2 separate regions of the Homo sapiens genome follow, and region 1 is linked to region 2. Evidence: read pairs that join two places in POLR2A ChIA-PET (ENCODE). Cell type or tissue: GM12878. All regions are shown on one strand. Each heading gives the region's core, and the rest is flanking DNA. Links, peaks and the distances in the headings are about the cores only. Region 1 has its middle 58 kb from the start of BACH1-IT2. Region 2 overlaps LOC105369299 (a long non-coding RNA gene).

The links. Peaks named below come from ENCODE experiments on the same cell type or tissue, not always from the same donor. Only the 100,000 strongest peaks of a DNase experiment are listed, where the experiment ranks them.
Region 1: POLR2A ChIA-PET joins it to region 2 with 6 read pairs; 6 of 35 experiments call an interaction of 5 or more read pairs at or near these places.

The regions. Positions count from the first base shown.
Region 1 is chr21:29,427,610-29,432,997 of GRCh38, forward strand. No RefSeq gene overlaps it. Among named protein-coding and RNA genes, the nearest start is that of BACH1-IT2, 58 kb to the left of the region's middle. In GM12878, for the core only: no CTCF peak of the experiment used is centred there; no DNase peak of the experiment used is centred there.
Region 2 is chr21:29,291,296-29,296,683 of GRCh38, forward strand. It overlaps LOC105369299 (a long non-coding RNA gene), which reads right to left. Exons shown (of 2, transcript XR_937652.3): 1 at 5,311-5,388; 2 at 4,883-5,047. Among named protein-coding and RNA genes, the nearest start is that of BACH1, 4.9 kb to the right of the region's middle. In GM12878, for the core only: no CTCF peak of the experiment used is centred there; DNase peaks (open chromatin) are centred at 2,386 and 4,216; H3K27ac peaks cover 941 bases.

The DNA.
Region 1 (5,388 bases), core at 316-5,315, 140 kb after region 2:
GGTTCAGGCAATGCTCCTGCTCAGCAGCCTGAATGAGGAGAGGTATGAGGGGCAGTTTTAGGGAGAATTACAAGTTAACACTTCACAATATCGTCTCAGTATGTACACATCATTCTCAGTTTCTGAAGGAAAGGGTAACTTTTCAGAGCTGCACTTCACACTTTTTTTTCCAAATACATTGCCGATTCCAATTTTGCCCAGAGATTAGAACTCCTTTGTCTACTGAGTTTACTAATGTGCTCAAGCCTTTTCGTTTGAACATACTGAAATCTCCTTTTTTTCAGACCTTAAATTCTAAAGATATTTGTATTTGTTAGAAACTCTCAAGCAGAGTCTGATGGAATGATACGGCAAGGGAATGGAGGCAAAGGCAGGGTTTGAAGAAAATAAAAGCGGATGTGAAGTCCACATCAGTGCTATAAGAGCATGAGAAATTGTGGCCAGCCCAGACTGAAAGGGTCATGGCCGGCGGAGACGACATTTTAAATGATCCAGGAAGGATGAATGGGAGTAGCATAATCTGGTGTCATGCTGAGGAAGCATAGCCACCTGTAGTATGCAGCATAGGAGCATCGAGGTAAGTCCAGGATGGCTCCGGGTAGTTATAGTTTTGGGTGGCTGATTAGCTTATAGGCTTTCTTCCTCTTTAGAGTGAAAGGTGAACGGTATCTGAGTTATTGGTGACGAATCTGTACGTGTCTACAGCGACCTCAATACCTGCCTTCTCATTAGAAAGAATTCAACCGAGGGGCGTAAGAGAGAAAAAGAGACGGGCAAGTTTCAGAGGAGGAGTGGAAGTTTATGTAAAAAGGCTTTAGAACAGGAAAGAAAGGAAAATACTTTAGGAAGAGACTCAAGTGGGCACTGAGGTCAAGTGCAGTATTTAACCTTGATCTTAGGACTTTTTAGGCTGGTCCCTTGCCCATGGTTCTTCCCTTAGGGTGGGCCGCCCCCATGTGCAGTGCCTTCCTTATGCTCAGAGGTGAGCACGCGGTAGTGTGTTTAGGAAGTTGTGTGCATGCCCATCTGAGGCTTTCTTCCCTTTTCCGGTGGAGTGTCCCCGGAAGGTCATACTCCGCCATTTTGTCGCTTAATGTGCATGCCCAGGCTTACTTGCCCTATACCTGAGATTTTATTGGAAGCCCCTTTTTGCTTCTCCCTGGAACCTGCATTCAACTAACACTTTAATGCAACAGGTGTGGACCATCAGGAAATGGCCTCTTCCTGGCACTGGCTGCCAATTGATCACTTTTAGAGAGGCAATGTGATAATTGCACAACCATCATCCGATATTCCCAGTGGGTAGGGGAGAGCCCTCTCTTGCCCCGCTCATGCCTGTCTAACTCCCTGTAACAGTTTTGACCCATGGATGAAAAGTTTTCATGGTTGTGTTCCTACTCTGTGACCCTGTCAAGTTATAGTGATGAATCCCTGACTTAGGCTAAGCCCGTCTAGTTTCAAATATCTGAAATTTCATAGTTTGAGTTGAGACGAAGTAACTATTGGGAGATGAAAACTGAGTTGCTAGTGGCTGTGCTCTAGAAGGAAGTTTTATAAACATTGGGGCTGGTGCTGGGGCTGCCTGTTCACCTACATTCCAACGTGTTAAACTTGCTAAGTTGGTGGTAGATGCCAGTATTCTCCTAATTAATTCATTTTTGATGGTTGTTTTTACAAACAATTTCCAGGTTTTTTTTTAATACCTTAACTCATTAACTGTCCACAAATCTGTCATTCAAAATTAGCCCATGTGTTCCCAGTACTGTGATTTTCTCAGATTAAGAAAGTAGTTCTCAAACTTTAGATGACATCAGACTTGCCTGGAGGGTTTGTTAAAACACAGATTGCTGGAACCCCTGCCCCTCACCCCCTGCAGAGATTCATCTGATTCATCAAGTCTTGGGTGGGGCATGAAAATTTAAATTTTTATCTTTAATAAGTTTTTAATGCTTATGTTGCTGGTCAGAGAACCACAATATCAGAAATACTGATTTATGCAGTAATAACTTTTGAAGAATTCTGTAAAAATAAAAATACATTATGATATGTATTACACTTAAGTGTTTATGTTCGTATGGCGTAAAAGTCCAATCTCAAGACCTTTAACACCTTAGCATAAATGGGATAATATTCATTTCTAATGGGAAGTTTATTGATTTGGGTACAGTTGTGGTGATCATATGCCACAAATTATCCTGGGTATACCAATTTCAAGTAATTTTTTCCTTCCAATAAATTTGGGCCATCATATGCATAAACAGAATTTAATATCTATACTCTGATAAGATAGTTCATTTAAACATGTTCACAGAACAATAAAAGACATCTATCCTTAGGTCACAGGTCCTAGCTTTTTGTTTACCAAGGAATATCATCACTGTGGCATACAAAGAAAATTTGAGTGAAGGAAGAGAGAAAGGGAAGTCCAAAGCAGGGGTCACCAGAAAGATGTTCCCAGCGGGCTTGTGTGTGTTATAGTACGAAGGTGTGTCACTTAGCATTTGCCCAGAGAAGTAGGACCAGTAGGGAGTAATGACCTCCACCACACAGTACAAAATTGTTGTCTGCAGGTGGAATTCCGTCTCTCCAGGAAGGCTCGGGCCTGCTTTCCAACTGATTAAGCCAGGCCCACCCAGGTTGTCCAGGATAATCTCCCTTAATTAAAGTCAACTGAACAGGGACTTTAAATCTGCAAAATCCTTTCAAAGCAACAAGTAGATTAGTGTTTGAATACCTGGGGACTACAGCTTAGCTGGGTTGACATCAAAAAAGCCATTACAGAGGGTATGAGCTATACTCAGAGGGAGGGTGCCAAAAAGGGTAAAAGAATGGTTCTGAGGGCCAGGAGCACCAATCTTCTCTTATTTTCAGTTTTGGAAACTGGATATACTCTGTATTCAGCAATTGCCTTGTAATAGACTTCAAGAGTGAGAAAAAAGAATCCCTTAATAATAGTTTCTGCAAATGTGTGAAAGCTGAGTGTGAGGAGAAAAAGTTGTTTTCAGGAACTAGGAGCTGGTTCACCTTTAAAAAGAAAATCAGCTGCCTCTGGCAAAATGGAATTGCAGCATTGTCCTGGATGGTAATTTGCACTAGTAAATTTATCACCAACCTGGCAGGGGAGATGCTGAAGACAAAAGCTTTTATCTCTCAGTAAGTCAGTAATGAAGCCTCAGACAGGCAGCTGAGGAATGTGCGCGCTTGGTTGGCAAAGTCGTCTGCCCTTTGGTCTCTGAGCACATGGCAAGAGTTGGACAGGTGGTCGCAGTTAATTTTGGCGTATCGTAAAAATGACTATGGGTCCCAGGGAGGTTCCACGGGCTATTAATTAAAAATTCAGCCTTAATGTAAAATTCCATGATTGCCAAGGAATCAGTCACTTAGCGATATCAGGTAAATTCCTGTGCAAGGAAATAATATCTCAGTACTCCCAATTCACTAAGCCAAAAAGGAAAAGTTAAGTTGAGTCATGCAGAACACACACACACACACACACACACACACACACACACACACACACACAAACAACAACAACAACAACAACAATAGCAAACTACCTTTGCTTGAGTTCCTAAACAAATAGTTATAGGGTAGAAGGCCACATGTCTCTTCAGGGGGCTTCTCTCACTCTGACAATGTAAGTGAACAGCTTATCTTCACAGTATGGTACAAGAGGAGACTGGAAATCATTCCTATCCACCCTGAGATGAATGCATATTTGACTTCCTCCTCTACTCTATGTTTACTTTATCTTATGTAAAGTGCAGATTTACTGAATGTGAGATGAATACCTAATTGACTATTCCCTCTACCCCCTCCTTTCCATGTGAGTATTCAGTGAGCCTAATCAAAGCATCACAAGAATGTGACTGTATCCTCCCTCTTTTTCTCTCCCCTTTTCCCACGGCCCACTTTTTTCACTTTAAATATTGAAGCTCTCAAAGTCCTCTTTGGAAAAAATATGGGCCACAGATCCTTCTGGGACTTGTGTCTCTCTTTCCTGGATGCATCCTTAACTTTGGCAAAATAAACCTCTAAATTGATTGAGACTCACTTCAGTTATTTTGTTCGGTGTTACAGTCCTAAGAACTTGGAACACAATCTAATTTTTGTCTCAGAGAGTCAGAAATTAATGCCACATTCATGGCAGCTGGAGTGGGTAATTGTGTGTTTGATGAGATCCCACTGTGAGAGCCTACCACGGAGCTGAGTGGTTAACAGATAAATGCTATTATTGAAGGACAGGAGAAATGCCGCTTACATAAAGTATACCTTTCAGACGAAAACTACCTGAGAAGGGGTGGAGTCCACATGAAAACCTCAAATTATAGCACACATGAAAGAAAATAATCCAGCAGTTAGAGGAATGGAAAAGTAGCACTGCCTTAGCTCCTCTTTCAAAGCCTTTCCCTTTTTGGTCCCGTGTATTATCGTCTCCTAACACCATTTTGATGTCCTGTGGATATCCAAAGGTTTCTCTCCAAATCTCACCTCTCTGGTTTTTGGTCTGCCATTGATCCTTTCCCTGCCAACCTTATTCTTTTAAAATTTACCTCTCCTAGGAATAATACTCTTGGAAATCTGTTTCCAATTCTCTGATTTCTGAAAGATACTGTGATAATCATGTTGATGCTGACTGTGGAATTCACTCAGTGGTAGATCCTAGACTATAGTATCACTGTAATCCCAGCAGTTTGGGAGGCCAAGTTAGGCAGATCACCTGAGGTCAGGAGCTCAAGATCAGCCTGACCAACATGGTGAAACCCCGTCTCTATTAAAAATATAAAAATTAACCAGGCATGGTGGCAGGTGCCTGTAATCCCAGCTACTTGGGAGATTGAGGCAGGAGAATTGCTTGAACCTGGGAGGCGGAGGTTGCAGTGAGCCGAGATCATGCCACTGCACTCTAGTCTGAGTGACAGAGAGAATCAGTCTCAAAACAAAACAAAACAAAAAGGAATATAATATCAAGTTCCTCCTGGTTTGATATGGAAATTTAGCTGTCCTTCTTTCCTGCAGAAGAAGGATGGGATGCAGATACCTTGCTCCATTTCCTGAAAAAGAGAACTGATTGTTTGGCTGCTTGTGATGGCCTTTGATGGGCATCCTAGAATGGATGAATAGTCATTGTTGTTATTTTTGCCTATCTGAGCATCATTCCCATTGCATTTATAACTTGGGGGTAGCTTAAAGGTCTATTTTCCAATATTGTAAAAAATAATATTAAAACCAATGCTCAAGAAAGTTATGTGAGTTTCCCAGTAGCAGACAATCTTGAGGGTTTTTAATATGTATCACTCAGAAGTATGAAAAATCAACAGAAATGAATAGCTCCTTGTGGGCTTCCAGGCATTGGGGCACATGTCTAGGGATTTTTAATAGCTCTGG
Region 2 (5,388 bases), core at 213-5,212:
TGATCTGGTGAATCAGTCAGGGAACTGATAGAAAACAGATGGAACCATTTACAAGGATGAGGGCAGGGAACCCACCAAAGGGGTGATGCACCCTAGGGCTAACCAAAGTAGGGAGATACCACTACCCTTAGAGTGATGTTGCTTTGGCTTTAGCTGTAGGTGAAGGTGGCCTGGCAGGAGCTGGGGACTTTGGTAGAGGAATACAGCCATAGCCAACCCTTGGCCTGGCAGGTAGACAGCTGAGTTCCTGTAGACATCTGCCGTTATCCGTATCAACCAGAAGTGAGGGAGCATGGGGAATCCATGAATACCATCCTAAAAGGCCTGCCTCCTAGGGTACAGAGAAGTGTGGAGGAGGCTGGAGAGGGAATCTGGAGCGATCAAGGCTGAAAACCCAGCACCCCTAATCAATTGACTGTTCTATCTCTTCATGCTAATAACCATCTCTCTCCTCTGATCCAGTAGTTCTTATTCAAAGATGAATCATTTTCCTCCCTTTCCAAAGTGCTCCCTATGTATGGCACCTCAGTCCAGGTGAATCATTTTCCTCCCTTTCCAAAGTGATCCCTATGTATGGCACCTCAGTCCAGGGAATAGGCTGTTATGATGACAACCTGTGTCTACGGTCTCTCCTCTAGGAGTTCAGTACTTCTTCTCATGGTGGCCACTCAGACCTCAGTTAGCTCATGATTGAATTATCTGGCTTATCTTTTTACCCAGATGCCAGGAAGCTATAGACAAATCTGTAGCTCATCTTTATCAAAGATACATGTTTTGCAATATGTATGTTTTAGCTTCTTTCCTGATTCCATTTTTTGATTTCCACTTTGTTCCTTTATTCCTTTACACTTTCTTTTAATGTATACGCACATTTCTCATATTGGGGCATGAATATCTTTAGGTCAGGGTTTCTCAGCCTTGGCTCTGTGGAAACTTGGGCGAGATAATTATTTGTTCTGAATGGCGAATAACGTATCCTTATTCACAAAGTATTTTATCCATGGGTACTGTCCTGTGCATTGTAGAATGTTTGGCAGCATCTCTGGCCTCTACCTCCTAGAGGCTAGAACCACCCACCCCATAACAATATCTCCTGCTGCAGGGGGTGGGGGGTGCAAAATTGGCCTCTATTGAGAACCTGAATGAGAACCTGATTGAGGACACTGAATGAAGTGTTATATGAAGAGGTGAAGTAAAAATATGAGTCAAAATATGGCACCTCTCTTGGTTGTGCCAGTTTTGCATTAAAAAATGGAGAATACATTTATTAAAACAAGTATGTTATAGAGTAGCCTTTACTACTTCCAGAACGTTTCAGAATAAAAGATCAGGAGCTGCAGGCTACAATCCTTGGTGTAAACACGAACAAATACATAGAACAAAGCTATCAGACTGGATTTTTCTGTCTTTTGCAGACGTGTGACTATGGTTGAAGGTGCTGTCTCTGATTCAGTACCAAGCATAAGCATCACTGACTCTGCAGGAAGGCACTGGCACCAAACATTTAGTAACTTTTCCGCAGGCTTGAGGGATTGGTTACATGAAGCTTTGGGCAGTCTTCTGTCACCTTTCTGGCTGGAACTCTACTTTCTTCTCCCCTCACTCCTCCCCAGTTGGGTGCAGAGCAGTCAGGCTACATCCAAGATTCTGAGGGTCTCACTTTCTATCCCCAGACATTTATATGTATGTATATGTGTGTGTATACATATATTTGTGTGTGTGTATATATGGTGATAAATGTATAAATATTATTATAAAACACTTAAACATTTATTATAAACTGTTATGTTAATATAAAAAATATATGTATGTACATATACATATAATACATATAAAAACACCTTGCAGCATTAGCTTATGAGAGAAGAATTTCTCTACTTCATTAAATAAATATATGTAACAGAATGAGAGAAAATCTGTAGCACAATGAATTCTAATGGAGGACAATTTCAAGTGTCATTTTAGGTCTAGGAGCTTGACACAGGTTTAAAATGAAACAGCCTTTTTCAATATTTTCTGTTTTATTTACTGAACTTTCCTCTAAGTCATGATCATTGGGGTTGTGGTTCTTCTTACAAAGTTAACTCCATTTTCATGCTCCATTTTAATCATCTGATATTTTATTTAATCTTGATTTTGGTTATCTATTGCTATATTAAAAAAACTGCAAAATTTCATGACTTTAAACAATAATCATTTTACTATTTCATAATTCTATGTGTTGGCTGGGCTCAGCTGGTAAGTTCTTTTGTATAGACTTGACCAAAGAACATCCTAGATGGCTCATTCACATGACTGGCACTTGATGCTCAGTACTGGCTGGTTGCTCTGCTGGGGCTCCTGAGTGAAGAGGCCACACATGCCCCATGCATGGTGGTTTGGTTCTGAGAGAGGGTGTCCCAAGAGAGCTCATTTGAAGAAAGAGGAAGTAGAGGCTAACAGTCTTCTAAAAGACTAGAACCAGAACTGGCAGAGCATCACTTCTGCAGTGTCTTCTTGGTGATGCAGTCACAGGGCCAGATTCAAGATGATGAAAAATAAACTCCCATTCTTGACGGGGAAAACGATAAAAATTTTGTGGCCATCTTTAGTCCACTGCAACCTCCTACTGGTTTTCAGAAGCGCAATTTTTTTTGGATATTTGGGCCACTTTGGTTGTCATTAAATCTGGTATCTGAGCAGCACCTCTTTCACTGATTTGGCCCCTGTCCCACTGAGTTCTTCTGCTTCAAAACTGGCTATTTCCTTTTCATTTTTCTGCCTTTATCTTAATTTTACACTTTGTAACATTTCAAACCAGAGGCTACACCTCATCTTTGATTTCAGTTATCAGGTAAACATGAGGGTGTGTTTACTCATCTGCTCCAGGAAGTTCTCATTGTCTTCTAATAAAATATGTTCATTTTCCATAAAACTTTCCAACCTGGAGGCAGGGGTGCTATGACTTTAATCCATAGTCACATCTCAGGGTACAGGTGTCAAAGAGCAGTTGTTCAAGTGGGAGACTTGTGTTGATCTGGGTAATCCCCCACCTTTAAAGCCTAGTTGTTTTGCCCCACCCCCCCTCCAATATTTTCTTGACTTAGTGAGTGAATACTTAAAGACAAAAGGAGCTAAGGCAATGAAGATGGAGGGAATGAAGTTCTGGGAAGGCTGGAGGGGTATGCAGATTTGTAGGGGTTACAGATGTCATGCTGCATCTGTGGAAATGAGGATTCAAAACCAAAGGTGGGTAGGGAATAAATGTGGAAGTGTGGATCTTTCCTGAGGTTAGGGAGGAGGACAGGGGACAAGGGTTACACTGACTACACATCAAAGTTTTTTCAGGATATGTATTATGTCTTACTGTCCAAATATTATGCTATGGTGTTCCTTATAGCCATGAACATGTCACCTATCTGTATGATTTAGCTCCCTCATTTTTGAGAGTCAGGCAAGACAACCTGCTATTAGAGGAGAAAATGATGGTGTTTGTATCTAGGTTTTATTAAAAATCATTCCCTAACTATGGCTTATAGTTATTTAAATTGTTTTCAGAGTTAATGATAAGATTTTATTTTGGTAATAAAATCAGTATGATGGCCAGAAAGAAGATATGAATGTTTGGAAAAATTGGAAATATCATTTTTGAAAGAAATGTGACAATGCACATATATAACATCTTGCGAATGGTATTGTATATCACCAAACCTGCTCACAGCAGGAAAACTAGCCATCACTTCTCACAGTCAATGAGAAGTATAAATCAAGGACATAGCAGTAAGCTGTGATACCCAAGCTTCACGGATAAATTCTCCTAAAGAATAATGCACTAAAAACAAAACTACATGACAAAAAAAAGCACTAATTGCAAATCACTGTGAAACAGTAGCACAAAATCTTTATATTGTGCTACTAGTGACAGCAACAGAAGACAGTCAAACGCCTAGGCAGATAGAGGCAGGTCCCCGGTGAAACCCCACCTCCAAGCTGAAGACAGTTTAAAGCCTGAAAGCCAAACTACAAGTTAAATTTTCAGACTAGATTGAGAACTTGTCTTCCTGTTTGGCACGCTTTCCTCTGATCTCCACCCTTCACCTATTTTACGTATACTTACCCTTTCTAATTGGTTTTCTACACTGTCGTGCCTGCCTTTGAGTGGTGTCTTTGCTTTAACCTTTTTTTGCAAACTCACAAACCAATCAGCATGCACTCCCCATTCTGAGTGCATAAAAGCCCCAGGCTCAGCCACATGAGAGGGGATTTTCCCACTTTCGGGTAGGGGAACTGCTCCCAGCATTCGCTCTTTGCTGAGAGCTTTCCTTTTGCTTAATCAATTCCACTCCACTCACTTTCCGGTGTCTGTGTGCCTAGTTTTTCCTGGTTGTGAGACAAGAACTTGGACCTAGCTGAGCTAAGGAGCAGAAAGACTGCCAAGACTAGGCTACTTGTCCCAGTTTCAAACTATTATCAATACTAATTGAAAGCAATCAGCTGGGAGCGGTGGCTCATGCCTGTAGTCCCAGCACTCTGGGAGGCCAAGGCAGGTGGATCATTTGAGGTCAGGAGTTTGAGATCAGCCTGGCCAACATGGTGAAACCTTGTCTCTACTAAAAATACAAAAATTAGCTGGGCTTGGTGGTGGGTGCCTGAAATTCCAGCTACTCAGGAGGCTGGGGCAGGAGAATCACTTGAACCCGGGAGGCAGAGGTTGCAGTGAGACAAAATCATGCCACTGCACTCCAAGCCTGCGTGACAGAGAGAGACACCATCTCAAAAAAAAAAAAAAAAAAAGCGATCAGAATTTTTTTTCTTGGTCCCCAAATCTCAACATTTTTTTTTCCCAATAGGAATTAGGTAGAAGCACTATGTCTCATTATAACCTCAAGATAATTTTTAAAAATCTGTTTTAGTAATAGATTTTAATAAACATATGAGTTAGTATAAAAGATCTTGAGGCTGATGTTCTTCAAAGTTGACCATGATGTAGCCACTTTTCTTGATTCCGAGTATTGCAGGATTACTCAAGGTTTTGTTGGCCTGGCAGCTAATAATGTTAATGCTAACTCTGGAAGTCCAGAAGACATAGGTCAGAACATACAGTTGTTTGTGAATATTTACACTGACATACAGGTTTTAAAAGAAATACATTCTAAGTGGTTTTGGTTCAAAGCAAGAGAATACTGAAAACAAAAAGTGCCACATCTTTCACTGAGCATTTTACTGCATTCATTCCTTCATTCAACCTACTATCTGTTTCCACTCCCATTCCTTCTCAATACTAGAATTAGCTTTTAAAAATAACCACATGACTTAGAAACCTCTACTCACTTATTGCAGACCACGGGATGAAGTCCAAACTCCAGGTGCTGTGCATGAGGCCCTTCTCATACTGACTCGGTTTCATTT